Regions from separate parts of the Homo sapiens genome. Here region 1 is linked to region 2. Evidence: chromatin loops called from intact Hi-C (ENCODE). Cell type or tissue: OCI-LY7. All regions are shown on one strand.

What was found. Peaks named below come from ENCODE experiments on the same cell type or tissue, not always from the same donor. Only the 100,000 strongest peaks of a DNase experiment are listed, where the experiment ranks them.
Region 1: it touches region 2 in a loop (2.2-fold over the local background); 5 of 110 quality-filtered maps call a loop at or near these places.

The regions. Positions count from the first base shown.
Region 1 is chr9:121,152,621-121,160,620 of GRCh38, forward strand. CNTRL (centriolin) reads left to right here. Exons shown (of 44, transcript NM_007018.6): 26 at 1-73; 27 at 2,101-2,293; 28 at 4,850-4,980; 29 at 5,120-5,260; 30 at 5,363-5,489; 31 at 6,235-6,399; 32 at 7,523-7,682. Among named protein-coding and RNA genes, the nearest start is that of RAB14, 45 kb to the right of the region's middle. In OCI-LY7, no CTCF peak of the experiment used is centred here; DNase peaks (open chromatin) are centred at 4,011 and 7,581; H3K4me3 peaks cover 2,242 bases; H3K27ac peaks cover 5,778 bases.
Region 2 is chr9:120,981,870-120,989,869 of GRCh38, forward strand. It overlaps C5 (complement C5), which reads right to left. Exons shown (of 41, transcript NM_001735.3): 24 at 7,699-7,911; 25 at 7,177-7,252; 26 at 786-945; 27 at 1-70. Among named protein-coding and RNA genes, the nearest start is that of C5-OT1, 33 kb to the left of the region's middle. RefSeq lists an enhancer at 1,721-1,870. In OCI-LY7, CTCF peaks have their summits at 4,086 (motif pointing right) and 4,287; a DNase peak (open chromatin) is centred at 4,092.

The DNA of each region.
Region 1 (8,000 bases), 170 kb after region 2:
TGCAAGAGAAGAAAAGCTTAGAGTGTGAAGTAGAAGAATTACATAGAACTGTCCAGAAACGTCAACAGCAAAAGTAATTAATATATTTTTTATAATTCAGACAAATACGATATTAGTTCATTAATGCTGTCGAACAGAACTTTCTATAATCTTGGAATGTTCTTGATCTTCTGTCCAAAACAGTAACCACTAGCTCAGTGTGGCTGTTGAGCACTTGAAATGTGGCTGATGGAGCTGAGGAACAGAATTTAATTTCAATTAATTTAATAGCCACATATTGAGTACCATATTGAGCAATACAGGTCTGAGTTCTTTTGGCCAATAATACAAATCAGCTCTTATTGTAGTCCCTCTTGGAGAGTGGTATAACCATTTCCCCTCTCCAGTTACCCTAGCTAAAAATACAGCAGGGGTTCTCAACTCTTTCTTTTCCATTACTCTCCTGTGCTTCCAGTTGGTCTCTAAATCCTGCTGACTGCATCCAGAGAGCTCTCAAACTGGTCCCTTTCTGTCATCTCCCCTTCTCTAGCTTTTAATTAGTCTCATCCTAGCGATTGTAATAGTTTCCACACTGGCCTTCCATGTCTTCTCTCTTGGTCTACGCTGTATCTTGACACACTGCAAATCTGACTGTTCCACTTTCCCATGTGATTCTCAGTCCCATCAGAATATACACGACCCTTCTCCATCTGAAATCCACCCGTCTTTTTCTTTTATCACAGTATTTGGTCTGGCTCACTACTTTCCTGTGGTTTCCTCAAACACCACGTTTTCTCCTGCCTCTACACCTTTGCATGTACTGTCTTCTCCCTGCTGACCCCCTTACCTAACTCCAACTTGTCTTCAAAATAAAGGTCAGAGATCCCCTCTCTTTTTTTTCTCATTAAAAGCCTATTTCTTCTCAGGTGCCCACAATTCAAGGTTAGCAACCTTGGTCATAGCACTGTTCACACAATGTTCTGGGGAGCCCAGGAGCTCCTTGAAGGCAGTAGCTGGACCTCCATCTCTGTGTCCCAGCACCTGTCATAGGGTCACTTAGTGAATGCAGCATCTGTTGATTGGGTTAATTATGCAAAAGCCTATCTTTTGCAGTAGTCCATGAATTATGACAGTTCCCCAGTTTTTGTCATTTAACCCAGACTGGCCCAGACCCCAGGGTGGTAGGGAGGCCTGCAGAGGACACAAGTAAGTAAGACGTGGTCACTGCCATCTAGCAGCAGACATCTGACTAATAGTCCTGGCAAGTGAAAGCAAGGGCCACACCTAAAAGATAGGGGCTAGATGTTTGAAGGTTAGGCAGATGGTTATGTCTGTTATTTTTGTGGGTATACACATTGGGGAATGGAATTTTTTTACTTTGAGGTATTTTGGAGGGAGATGATAGGGTGGTAGGATTGCCACTTCTTTTCATAGTTATAAAAGTGTAATAAATACTATTCTAGGAAGTTTGGATAACACAAAAATGTCCCAAGAAGAAAGTAAAAATCATATGTATGCCTTCATTTAAAGATAATCTGTTAAATGTTGAATTTATTTTCATATTTTTCTGTCATGCAGTCATACATAGCTAATCTAATTTTCAAATAATTTCATCATGTTAGCCTTAAGATATTGAATTGTGTGTCACAGTTTTTGATGTGTCAAATGTTGTCACCAGAGTTTTACTTCAGCCGAATGGAATAAATCACAAAATCAGGTAGTCTTCAAGGGCAGCCTATGAACTGCCCTTGAAGGATAGTTTTGAGGGAATGGATGAATATTGTGGTAGTGGTTTGCTTTATTTTTATACCTCAAAAGAATAGAAGTATCAACATTTTCTTGGTCAAGTGCTGACAACACAATAATCTTTGTTGTTATATTTAAAAGGGCAAACAATTCCATGTCATGCATTTTACATATTATGCATTTATTGCCAATAGGAATTCCATGTTTAATAAGATGGTAAACCTAGACCTTGAACAAAATCAAATGTAGCAGTCTTTCTTACCTATTCTCATATAAAATTAGAAAATCATTGTAGATCTTTTTAGTAGTTAGGCTACAAGTATCTGTATTGTCTACATTTAACATTTTTTAATGGGTGTATATATTATTTTTTAGGGACTTCATTGATGGAAATGTTGAGAGTCTTATGACTGAACTAGAAATAGAAAAATCACTCAAACATCATGAAGATATTGTAGATGAAATTGAGTGCATTGAGAAGACTCTTCTGAAACGTCGCTCAGAGCTCAGGGAAGCTGACCGACTCCTGGCAGAGGCTGAGAGTGAACTTTCATGCACTAAAGAAAAGGTTTGTCTTCTTGTGGTTTGGGGTGTGAGCTCAGTGTGGGTGAGTCAGCTTACTGTCCACCTGAAGGATTAGAAAGAGAATGTGTGTGATAAGAGGACAGTTGTCCAAGTCAGACAGCCAGGTTCCAGGCTGGACTCTGCTAGTTAAGAAGATGTGAGAATTTATGCAAGTCATATAAGTCCCCTGGCTTTGCTTTTCTTATCTATAAATTCAGGCTAAGAATACGTAGGCTTTTCGGCATGGATTAAATAAAACAGCGTATTTAAAATTCCTGAAGTTACTTAGTTCCTAGCACACCCCACGTCCTTATCCTGTGTGTATCTTTTATATTTAATTATTTGGGTTCTGCTACCTGTGTTTTTTTAAATAGGTCAATCTTTATATTCTTATTAAGCTACAATGGACCTCACAAGTATTACTTTGGTCTTCAGGTTGATAATGATACAAAATATTTTTTGGTCAGAGATAATTTTCTTTTTTTTGTTTGAGATGGTGTCTCGCTCTGTCACCCAGGCTGGAGTGGAGTGGCGCAATCTTGGCTCACTGCAACCTCCGCCTCCCGGGTTCAAGCGATTCTCCTGCCTCAGCCTCCTGAGTAGAGACGGGGTTTCACCATGTTGGTCAGGCTGGTTTTGAACTCCTAACCTTGTGATCCTGCCTCAGCTTCCCAAAGTTCTGGGATTACAGGCGTGAGCCACTGCGCCTGGCCCGATAATATTCTTTAGACCACAACACAGAGGGAAGTTGGGGAGAAAAAGGAGTTACCTTTTATTGAGCCACTGCTGTGGCTACACATGGCCATTTTGTAAATGTTTCATTTAACCTTCCTGGCAGCCCTGTGTAGATGATGTTAGCTTGGTTTACTGATGTAGCTCAGAGAGGCTCATTACTGGCCCAGAGTCACATAGCCAAGGGCTCTTTTAGTTAGATGAGAATTCCAGGATGAAAAGAGTTCCTTACCCACATGAAACACCTCAGGAACTATTATTTGTATTTTGCTATTTCAACATGAATCTATTTAAATTAAAAGCAGTCTATTACCTAGGAACTAAATTATTTATTAAAGAAATTCTGTGAGTAATTAAGAATGGAAAAAGTCCTTTTCAGATGAGCTGTTCCTTCTGTTGTCATATGTTGGATTACTGTGAGAGAAAATAGATGTGAGCAGAACTAGAGGAAAAAAAATCACTGGTATAATAATATATAATAAGATATTTTGATAATATATCAAAATATCACTGGTATATTTTGATTATAAATTTTGGTATATTTTGGTTATATATTAATATATATAGGTATAGATATATAAAATCATCAAAAGAAAATTGATGGCAGTGGTAGTAGGCAGAGGTAGTAAGTCAACCAAGGCTGGTAAGTTCTTTCACCTTCATCCTCCCAAAATGACTCAGGGAGGCAGCTTGGTAAGAAGGAGGAGGAGAGAGAAAGTAGTGGTGTTTTGGAAGGAGTGTGCCAGACATGTTAAAACCTGACATAGAAGGAGACAAAAAACTATTTGGTGGCTTTTCTGGAATGCATAGCCAGTTTTATCCAGTGCTTTGCTGGTGAAACTGACAGAAACAAGCTATCTGAAATGGAAAGACGTATGGTAAAATATGTAGCTCTCTGGGAGCTTGCCAACCCTTTTGCATCCACACAGATATTTAATAGGCAAATTTAACATACGGACTCCTCTGGCTTTAGTACAATGGCAGACTTCAGTTTTTTTTGGCTGAAGGTGAGTCACTGCTCAACCAAGTGCAAACCACACTCTATTTATTTTTGGAACTTTTGATGTCATTGTTTTAAGCATCTTATGTTAGGCAGAAAAAGAAACCAAGTTGATTAAAACAAATGTGTTTTTACCAAATCTTATATAGGAAGATTTTAAACATTTGCAAAGTATTTAATGTTTGTGTTTGTCAGCCGTAATTACATTATCACCAGATCAATGCATTTTTACTTCGCTTGATAATAACTATAGAGTGCAGCAAGAATTTCTGTGTGGAGGAAATCTTGGTAAAATCACTTCCTTCCCACTTAGTTGGGTAGATAGTTTTAATATTTAAAATGATATAATAGTATTACAGATTATTTTGAAATAAAAAGCATCTTTAGTTCCACTACTTTCAAATGACTGTATTTATTTTTATATAGTCTTTCTGTCTTTGTTGACACATGTAGTTTTACACAGTTGCTCTCACAGTGCTTATACCATTTTAAATTTATTTTTCTCAGCCAACATAATATTAACATTCTTCCGTGTTGCTACATTGTCATCTGATCATTTGAAAGGCTACACAGTATTCCACTTTGTTAATGCATTATCACTTAGCCTATTATTATTTGTCAGGTCTTATATTATTATACATTGAGCATTTTTATATAGTAGTTCTTTGCTTCTGAATTATTTACCGAGAATTAGAGTTACAGTGAATGGACATTTTTATGTCTTTCTGTACCATCTTGTTTTCCAAAAGAGCTGTACTGGTTTACATGGCCAGTAGCTGTGAGTGAGTATTGTAACTGAATGGCTTTTAATGACAGTTTCTTTTCTAGACAAAAAATGCTGTTGAAAAGTTCACTGATGCCAAGAGAAGTTTATTGCAAACTGAGTCAGATGCTGAGGAATTAGAAAGGAGAGCTCAGGAAACTGCTGTTAACCTCGTCAAAGCTGATCAGCAGCTAAGGTAGGTGGATTCCCTAAGCCGTTGATGTATACATTGAGATGAATGAAAAGTTTGCTTCTAAGGGGATAATAATTGGTTTATGATAAATAATGCATGGTAAGTCTACAGGACCTGGGGGGAATAAAGCAATGTGCTTTAGATCGCTCCAGGCTGATGCAAAGGATTTGGAGCAGCACAAAATCAAGCAAGAAGAAATCTTGAAAGAAATAAACAAAATTGTAGCAGCAAAAGACTCAGACTTCCAATGTTTAAGCAAGAAGAAGGAAAAACTGACAGAAGAGTAAGTAAGGCCTCTGTAGGGCTACAAGGGGTTTGTGCTGGAAGACAGCTCTGGGGTTCCGAGTCCCTTAGGATCTGCTCTAGTGTTGCTGGTGCTTTGTAGGCTTCAGAAACTACAGAAAGACATAGAGATGGCAGAACGCAATGAGGATCACCACCTGCAGGTCCTTAAAGAATCTGAGGTGCTTCTTCAGGCCAAAAGAGCCGAGCTGGAAAAGCTGAAAAGCCAGGTATGGCAATAGACACCTTGAAAAAACAACTGACACAGCACTTTATGATTATAAAAGTAATACATGTTTAATTGTAGAAAAGAATAAATGCGGCTATGTATTATAGTTGTTAAGCATGAAGTCTGAACTAAATTTGAATCCCAACTCAATACAATACTTCTGAATAAAAAAAGTGGGTCTCAAAACATGGTATACTCTATGAGATCATTTCTGTTAAATGCCTTTATCAACACTTATGGTTGTATTTTTAGTCAATACCAAAGTACAAAAGTGGTCATCTGATAAGGGGGGATTTTGAGTATTTTCTGTTGTCTTCCTTTTGCATATCTGCATGGTCTTCTTTTTTTTTTGTAAACAAATACGTATTGTCTTTAAAATTGCAACGAATTTTTAATTTTAAAAATGAATACATTTTAAAAATCTCTGACTAACTTCCATCACCAAGGATGTCAAAATGGAATTAGGGTATAAAAATAAAAGTTCTTGGAAAACTGTAACCTGAGGGATGATCATGATTATCATATTGTTGTTCTTACTGTGATCACTGTGATTTGAGTGGTTTTAAGTATGTGAGCTCAAGGTTTTCATTAGGCATTTCACCCTTGCACTCCTTGCCTGGCTTTTCTGACTCTTGGGGGCTAGGATATTAGCTCCTGATTTTACCTCACAACTAAATTATCTCCAGGTTAGCACTGAGGGCTGTATGGCCTTTGTCAAACTTACTCTTCCCTTTTCTTTAATACAGGTGACAAGTCAGCAGCAGGAGATGGCTGTCTTGGACAGGCAGTTAGGGCATAAAAAGGAGGAGCTGCATCTACTCCAAGGAAGCATGGTCCAGGCAAAAGCTGACCTCCAGGAAGCTCTGAGACTGGGAGAGACTGAAGTAACTGAGAAGTGCAATCACATTAGGGTGTGTTTTTTATTAGGGTTTTCTGAAGAGTCGTAGGACAGTGCTATAGGTTTACTTTGATGTATTTTCATTGCTTCTCCCCAAATGAAAATATAAATTCCTGAAATCTTGCCTCCTCTGTAAAATCAGTTTGGTGTTGTTACATATCCATGCAGTGGCTGTCATGTGTAGTTCCCCCTCTGTTGTTTTCTGGATATGCTCAAAGTTCTCCTGCCCCTGTACCTTTCTCATACCATTTCTTCTCCAGGAATTCCCTTTCTCCCCTATCACTAGCCAGATCCCACCTGTTTCTCATGGCGCAGCTTCATGCCACCTCCTCTTAGAAAACTTCTGGCCGGGTACAGTGGCTCACATCTGTAATCCCAGCACTTTGGGAGGCCAAGGCAGGCAGATCACGAGGTTAAGAGATTGAGACCATCCTGGCCAACATGGTGAAACCCCATCTCTACTAAAAATACAAAAATTAGCCAGGCATGGTGGCATGCGCCTGTAATCCTAGCTACTCGGGAGACTGAGATAGGAGAATTGCTTGAAATTGGGAGGTGGTTGGTTGCAGTGAGCCGAGATTGCACCACGGCACTCTTGAACCCGGGAGGCGGAGGTTGCAGTGAGCCGAGATCGTGCCACTGCACCCTGGCTGGTGACAGAGTGAGACTCAATTTCAAAAAAAAAAAAAAAGAAAACTTCTCTGACCTTTTTCTTTCTTCTGGAAGAAGGAGTTTCCTTCTTTTGAGTTTAGAAACACTCTATCTGCATGTTTCCTAGGGCATGAAGGCCTAGCCTTTTGTGATCATGTTTATCTTCCCTGCCTTACCACTCAACAAGGTACTAAGCCCCTCCAGAGCAGGAGCCATGTCTCAGTCAGGCTTTTCTCTCTATAGACGTTGCCTTGCTTACAGTAATGTTGCAAATATATTTAGATGAAGAGAATATGTTACTTTCTTCTATTATATAGAAATAGGTTTCTGTAAAATATAATGCTGTTCTTGACATAAAAGGCAAAAATGAGCTTGTTTCCAAATTAGAATTTCTATGATATAAAACAATAAATAACAGAACTTATTTTGAAGTAATTTTCATTTACAGTCACAGGAGGGAATAACTTTTTTTTTTTCAAACACAGGAAGTAAAATCTCTTCTGGAAGAACTGAGTTTTCAGAAAGGAGAACTAAATGTTCAGATTAGTGAAAGAAAAACTCAACTTACACTTATAAAGCAGGAAATTGAAAAAGAGGAAGAAAATCTTCAGGTTGTTTTAAGGCAGATGTCTAAACATAAAACCGGTAAGTTTAAAGGAAAACAATCATACAAAGTTTGAGGTTGGAAATGTCTGTATTACAAGTCACAGAAAAAATAACAAATGGCCAAAAAAACTTTAAAGTTTAACCTTACTGCTAATAAGCAAAGCAAGCAGGTTATAAAAGGAATATGATATTTTCTGCCATTTTAATTGATAAACTTTATTTAAAAGCAAAATAATCATGCTCATTGCTGATCAGAGTGTGCTGAAAGAAGAGCACTCACAGTCTATCAATTGAGGTATAAACTGGAACAATCTCCCAGTGTTTCAAGGCTCTTAAAATTCACACCTGTTGAACTAG
Region 2 (8,000 bases):
TTCTAATTCCAATCACAGTAAAGGCTGTAAGATATAAGCTGTTCTCTCGGGCTTCAACAGGCAAGGTACCCTAAAAAGAAGCAATGTTTTAAAAGGGGAGTGAAATGGTGTCTTTAAGGCGAAATGACCTGATTCTACTCTGTTTTTTGTTTGTTTGTTTGAGATGGAGTCTCACTCTGTCACCCAAGCTGGAGTGCAATGGCTTGATCTTGGCTCACTGCAACCTCCGCCTCCCGGGTTCAAGCCATCCTCCGGCCTCAGCCTTCTGAGTAGCTGGTACTACAGGCGTGCACTACCACGCACGGCTAATTTTTGTATTTTTAGTAGAGACGGGGTTTCACCATATTGACCAGGCTGGTTTTGAACTCCTGACCTCATGATCCGCCCGCCTTGGCCTCCCAAAGTGCTGCAATTACAGGCGTGAGCCACCGCACCTGGCCTCTACTCTGTGTTTTAAGCCTTATCTCCCACTCTTTCCCTTCCTGCTTCCCATTTCTCAATAAGCCCTGGGTCTATCTCGCTTGAGTGCTTTCACTTGCCCATCTACCTCCACCCCGTTAAACGAGAGGTCTAAGATATCACTTCTCTGATCTCTAGTGAACTGTCTGAAGATCGCTTCACTTCAGATATTATGGGAAAGACCTTTGTATATTTTGCTTGTTCACAAAGGAATTTCTTGCAGAATTACATTTTTTTCTTCTTCTTCTTCATCCTCCCATAATCAGATGAGAATAAAACTCAAACTAAATAAAACTATTGCTAATTTGTGCATTTGGTTTCCTTACCTGTAATTTTATTGGTTGATACTGTGAATTTTCCTTGAAAGATCCATTATCTAATTGATAATTCTCAACTAGCCACAATAAAGAATTACAAATTGAATTTTGGTTCTGCTCTACGTATTTATTTACTTGTCCAAGTACTCTTAAAGCAAAAGCTGTTAACCTTTAAGACAAAATCAAATAAATAAATATTTAGAACGCTGAATCCCTTTTGACTTTCAATTAATTTATACAACTTTATTCTTTAAAAGAAAATAACATTTTAAAACATGCAATTCCAAAGTAAGTCATCATTTTACAAAGGAAGGGAAGATTTTTGGAATACCTCCAAAACATTCGGTAAACAAATGTGAACAGCACATCTTCTGTGATTACAACATTGTCCGCTAGCACACAAGCTAAAAATTGATTCCTGATGATAAGAATTACACTCTAAAGTTAAAGATAACAGAGATAAAATAAATAGTTTTGAGTCAAGGCATTGACCTATGAACATGAGACATGAAAGAGTAAATCACAAAATTCTAGATTGTAAAATTTGTGCATTCCATGGAATCTAAATTCCTATCTGAGGCCCCAAGTCCCCTTTCCCAATGTCCCTGGAGTGTTTATCTCACTTGTCCTTGAGTGCTGCCATTGACACAGAACTTACTACCCCACAGGAAATTTTAATGATCATTATTACTTAGTCAAAAAGCAATTTCAAGTCTCTACTAATACCCATCGAAGAGTATCAGAGAGGATTGGGTTCATCCCCCCATAACATCTCTTCACTCTCTCAGTCGCCCAGGAGGCTCCACTCCCCAGGTCCTCAAATGTCTGAGACTCAGACCACTTGACTTGCTCTCCCACTTCCCCCACTTAAAAAATTTGTGTTTCTTTTTCATTTTCATTTTTTAAATGTATTTTAAGCATTTTTTTAAAGAGGTAAAACCCTCACATGATTCAAAAATCCAAAAGTGAAGCCTGGGCGTCATAGTGAGACATTGTCTCTACAAAAAATGCAAAACATTAGCCAGATGTGGTGGCAGGCACCTATAGTCTCAGCTACTTGGAAGGCTGAGGTGGGAGAATTGCTTGAGCCCAGGAGGTAGAGGCTGCAGTAAGCTGAGATCCTGCCACTGCATCCAGCCTGAGTGAGAGAACTTAAAAAAAAAAAAATCCAAAAGCACAAAGGGATATTTTATGAAAAGTCTCCTTCTAGCAGTCCCTGTCCCCCTCCACCTCCCAACAGAAGATGACCATTGTTTCTTGTGCTTTCTTCCAAATAGTAGATACAAGATATAGCCTTCCCATCTACCTTTCCATCCCAACCACACCAAAATGGTGGGAGAATGTTTACATTATCCTGTACTTGGCTTTTTTTCCATTTAGTAATATGCCTTAGAGATCTATATTAATACATAAAGTTTCCTTGTTCTTTTACAAGTGATTTTATACATTAAATTATAGTATTTTGGTACAGATGCACCAAAGCTATTTAAGCCATTTCCCTTTCTGTAGACATTTAGGTTGTTCTCAGTCTTTGCTCTAATTGATTTAATTATTTTAAAGATTTTTTTTTTGATATTAATCGGAACTTGCCCCTCCACAACTAGGTGCCTTTTCCTAATTCTTTCTCTAGAAACATCAGAAATTTATTTTCTACTCTATTGACTTTTAGGGGGTAAGAGTTGAGAGCTCCTCTCTTTTTAATCCTCCCACACTGCTCTCAAGGATGAGAAATACTTCTACGGATTGCTCAGGTTCAAGGACACTCACATTTTCAAAGATTGGCCCACATTTTACATTGGGTCTCTCTTGGGATTTTGGCTTTTGGAAGTCTCTCTTCTTTTAGCAGGCTAGAAAGGCATATGAGTGCAGTTATACGGCCAGGCTGCCTCTCCACTTATCTATACATCTGTATATATAAAGATGCTTTAGTTACATCTTTGAAAAAAGGCAATGGCAATAAATAGAAACAACGGACTCATCCTTTGGGATCAATTATAAAGATTAAATATATGAACATACTTAAAATAGTTCTGGATTATAGTAAGTATTCAATAGGTATAAGCTCTTACTTTTTTTTTTTTTTTTTTTTTTTTTCAGACGGACTCTCTCTCTGTTGCCCAGGCTGGAGTGCAATGGCGCAATCTTGGCTCACTACAGCTTCCACCTCCCAGGTTCAAGCGATTCTCCTGCCTCAGCCTCCTGAGTAGGTGGGACTACAGGCACGTGCCACCATGCCAAGCTAATTTTTGTATTTTTAGTAGAGACAGGGTTTCACCATGTTGGCCAGGCTGGTCTCAAACTCCTGACCTCAGGTGATCCACCCGCCTCAGCCTCCCAAAGTGCTGGGATTATAGGTGTGAGCCACTGCACCTGGTTTTTATAAGCTCTTACTCCTATCTCTCTTTCTCTTTGGTACTCTTGGGTGTCTCATCCCTGGTATCCTTAAGGAGTGAGAGTCTAGACAGCACTTCCCTAAAGGTAAAGCAAATACAATTCGCTCTAGCTTTTTGCGTTCTCCTCTTCCCACTGACCTGTCCCTTGGAGACTGCCCTGAAATTCAAATTTTAAGTGTGACATGGAGGAAAAAAAGAAGTAGGCTATTTGATTTGCTTTTGTTCCAGACCCTAGGCTACCTCTACAAGTGCTTAATATGGTCTAGTTTAGTTCCTCATGTTTTACAGTAGGGTCTGGGACTAAAAATTTAGAGTAGAAAAGAATTTTTTAGTCACCTTGAAGAGAAATCTGGCAAAATCTGATGAAACTGTAAATATGCATTCCTTATGTTCCAGCAATTCTATCTCCTGGGATATACCCTAGAGAAACTCTCACACATGTGCACAAAGAGACATATGAAGATGTTCATTATCATATTGTTTGTAATATTAAAATTTGGAAATGGTTGTCCATCAAGATAGGAATAGATAAAGAATATATACTATGTGATATATTTGTAAAATAAAATACTGCATGGCAATGAAAAGGAGTGAGCTATATTTACCTATACTACTAGATCTAAAGTAACTAAAAAGTATTAAAAGAAAAAGGTAAGTTACAGAATGATAGGTATAGTATGATACTAGTTATAATCATTTAGAAATACAAAAAGGGACTGTAAACCCATCACTTCATTTTGGAAGCAAATAACCATTCTTTCTTTTACAATGCTTAACTTTCTTAAACAGTGCTTACTTAAGAATTCCAGGAACTAGCCATGAGATAAAAATCAAGGATGTGAAATGTCCCCTGGAGAAGAAAAATACTGAGCAGTTAATCTACAAACCTGTTTCAGTCTAGCTGACCACTAGATGGCCCGTTACTCAAGATAATAATCAGAACAAGACATGCTGACCTGTACGTAGCTAACTCTTGCACACAGTTTTCCAAGCCCCTTCCTCTTTAAAATCCCTCTGGCCAGCCTAGGGCATTTGGGATAGTTTCCTGACTCTAGTCTGCCATCTCCTTGGGTTGCTGGCTCCTGAATTAACCTGCTTTTCCTCCCACCAACCTTAGTCTCTTGAGTTTGGCATTTGAGCAGTGAGCAGCCAAACTGGAGTTAAGTTACAGCTATATGATTTCATGTATATATATACTATATAAAATATTAAAAATGTTCTGGAAAGATGCATAAACTCATGATAGTGAATGCCCTTGGGGGAAAGAAACAGAAATAAGATGGAGGCTTGTAGTTAAAGAGAAAAGTTCAATATCCACAATGTTCTTTAAAAAAAAAAAAAGACGAATATAAAAAATGTTCATCATCATCAATTTTGGGTTTTGCTAATATGAATGATATTCGTACTTTAAAAAATCTGCTTTGTATTTCTCAAGAAAAGTTTGAGGGTATTTAGGTGCTGGACATTTTCTTCTATGTCTATTATTTCTTTCAAGGAACTCATGGAGTTGGGTGTATGTTTCAGTCTTGCCCCAAACTCTTGAAAGGCTCTGAGTGTTTACTGAGAGGCTGTTGTACCTTCCTGTGGGGCTTTCTGCTCTCCAGGCATCTATTTCCCAGGTCCTGCTGTGTCAGTTTCCAGTCTTCATTGACACTCACTCCCACTCCTGCATCCTGGGTTATCCTCTGGTTGGTGTGCTGCAGGGGTCTATGAGCCTTTTATTTATTTTTTTATATTTTTATTGTTTTATTAAAGACAGGGTCTCCCTATGTTACCCAGTCTGGTCTGGAACTCCTCTGCTCAAGCCATCCTCCTGCTTCAGCCTCCCAAAGTGCTAGGATTATAGGTGTGAGCCACTGTATCTGGCCCTGTGTGTCTTTTGAAGTGTGTCACCCACACATGGTCAGACCTAATCCTAAGGTATAATCTATGGAACTTGGTAGCTGATCAGAGGTAAAGCCAAAAGGAAAGGAAGGAATCAAAAACCAACTGATGATTCTGACTTGATCCATGGGGGACAAAGGGCAGGGTATTGTTGTGCACTGAGTAAAGAAACAGAAGTGTATTTGAGGAAGAAAATAATGAATTTGGCACATATTGTGCTTGAAGGATCTTTGGCTTCCGGAAACCTAGAAATATGGATCTAGGACATTTCCTAACTTCTTAGGAAAGAAGTTAGGCCTTGAGACATTGATTAGGGGGCCATTGGCCTAGATGTTATGGAAATCATGGGCAATAATGAGACTGTACCAGGGGAGATTACAGAAAATAAGAGGGCCAAAGATAAAATTCTGGGAGATCTCAATAGCTAAAGAAAAAAAACTGGCCAGGCGCAGTGGCTCATGCCTGTAATCCCAGCCCTTTGGGAGGTTGAGGTGGGTGGATCACGAGGTCCGGAGATCGAGACCATCCTGGCCAACATGGTGAAACCCCACCTCTACTAAAAATACAAAAATTAGGCATGGTGGTGCGCGCCTGTAATCCCAGCTCTCAGGAGGCTGAGCCAGGAGAATCGCTTGAACCCGGGAGGCGGAGGTTGCAGTGAGCCGAGATCGTGCCACTGCACTCCAGCCTGGGAACAGAGCAAGACTCCGTCTCAAAAAAAAAAAAAAGAAAAAAGAAAAAAGAAAAAAATCTAAAATTAAAGTATTCTAGGTTGTAAACTCCTTAAATATGTTTCATATAGAACCTACAAAGCAGCTGGCACACCGTTTTTATTAAATATTTTGTCATAGCATGATGGTTTTTTTGTTTTGTTTTGTTTTGTTTTTTGAGACAGAGTCTCACTCTGTCACCCGGGCTGGAGTGCAGTAGCGCGATCTCGGCTCACTGTAACCCTTGCCTCCTGGGTTTAAGTGATTCTCCTGCCTCAGCCTCCTGAGTAGCTGGGACTACAGGCACATGCCACTACGCCCAGCTAATTTTTGTATTTTTCATAGAGACGGGGTTTCACCATGTTGGCCAGGATGGTCTCGATCTCTTGACCTCATGATCCGCCCGCCTTGTCCTCCCAAAGTGCTGGGATTACAGGCGTGAGCCACCATGCCCAGCCGGTATTTTTTGAAAATAGACTGCCATATGGACTCTTAATTAATTCAGACTATCTTTCCCTCAAATCATCAGAATTTTGGAAGATATGTTTCATTGAATAAATACTTACTGAGCATCTACTATGTGCCAGGTAGGTACCAGGCACTAGGGATACTTAGAACTTCCCGCATGGAGCTTATATTCCAGTGGGGGAGATACACAATAGTGGAATAAGCAAGAACGTTAGTAATCACACTGAGGAGAAAAGAAACGATATGAGGTGTTGGGAGGGGAGTGGATTGCAATTTTAGACATTATGATATAGCAGAGGCCTCCCCAAGGTGACATTTGGTAAAGACCTGAGGGAAATATGAGAGCCAGTCATGCTGACACCTAAGGAGGAGTATTCCAGACTGAGAAAACAGTGCAAAGGCCCTGAGGTGGAAGCATGCCTGGTGTGTTTGAGGAAGGCTAGTGGGGCTGAATTGGAGGGAAAGAGAGTATAGGAGATAAAGTAGGAGACATGAGGTGGAGCCAGATCATACAGAGCTTTGTAAATCACAATAAAAAGTTTGGTTTTTACTCTGGGTAAGATGGGAAGCTCCTAAATGGTTTTGAGTGGCATGATCTAACATATGTTTTAACAGGGTCACTTCAGTTGCTGTGTTGAGTATATACTGAAGAGGATCAAGGGCTGAACCCAGAAGACTAAGGGAGACTAGTGTAAGAATCCAGGTGGGAGAGGAAGGTGTCTTGGAACAGGATAGTGTGGTGGAGGTGGTGAGAAGTAGTCAAATTAAGGATATATTTTGAATCCATATCTGCTGGATCAGATGTGAACGGTAAGAGAAAGAGAGGAGTGAAGGATGACGAGGCTTTTAGCCTGAGCAACTGGAGGAATGGAGTTTCCATTATGGTTATTATTCTTTAGTTAATTAACCACTATATGAAAATGCAACTCAAAATCTTCTACTTACCAAGTGCTAGCACTTCCACCCTTCCACACACTGTAAGAGTAGTCAGCATTTCTGTAGGACATAATGCTCAACATCCCTAAGAAGCACAAGAAAAAGAACACGGTGCTTAACAGACCTCCGTTTCTACTCAAAGAACACTTTATCAGGCCCTGAGAATGGTAAGCTTCCTTTGGTGTTGGGCAGCAAGCATATGCTCTGTGGCCAGCATTGAACTTCTCAAAGGAAGTATATGAATTGCTCGAATTGGGAATTATCAAGTAGAACATTCTGATCTCATTCGAAAAGGAAGGAAGTGTTCTGTAGTTTGGAATGCAGGTGCCTTGCCTCTCATTCAGGCATTTTGGTAAGTTGAGCCAAAATGCTACAGAAATAATATTTATTTATATAGTAGAGTCCATCTCATGATTTTTTTGCTAAAATTCTCTTACAAAGTTTTCTATAATTCACAACTTAAATATTAGTTTAATAAAAATATTAGTTTAGAATCACCCAATTTTTATGTGAAATACTTTTTTTTTTTACCTTCTTTTAATTTTTTCTTCAGTTTCTGCTTTTCAATTAATGGGTCAGAATGAAAAATGTTCCAATGATTTCCTGTTTCCAGGTAGTGAAAAACATAGAATACTGGGACAACGCTCATCAGCTCCGCCTCTGCACTCCCTTTGGGGAGGTGGGTTAGGATATTGATGCCTTCCTGACTTAGAACTGCAGACAAGATCTCACCTACAAGCAGTCCTGAAACAAAAAAGATCAAAGTAGACACATTGCTTTTTATTAACTTCTAACAGTATGTTCTCAAGAGAGAAGAACAACCATCTAGAGAT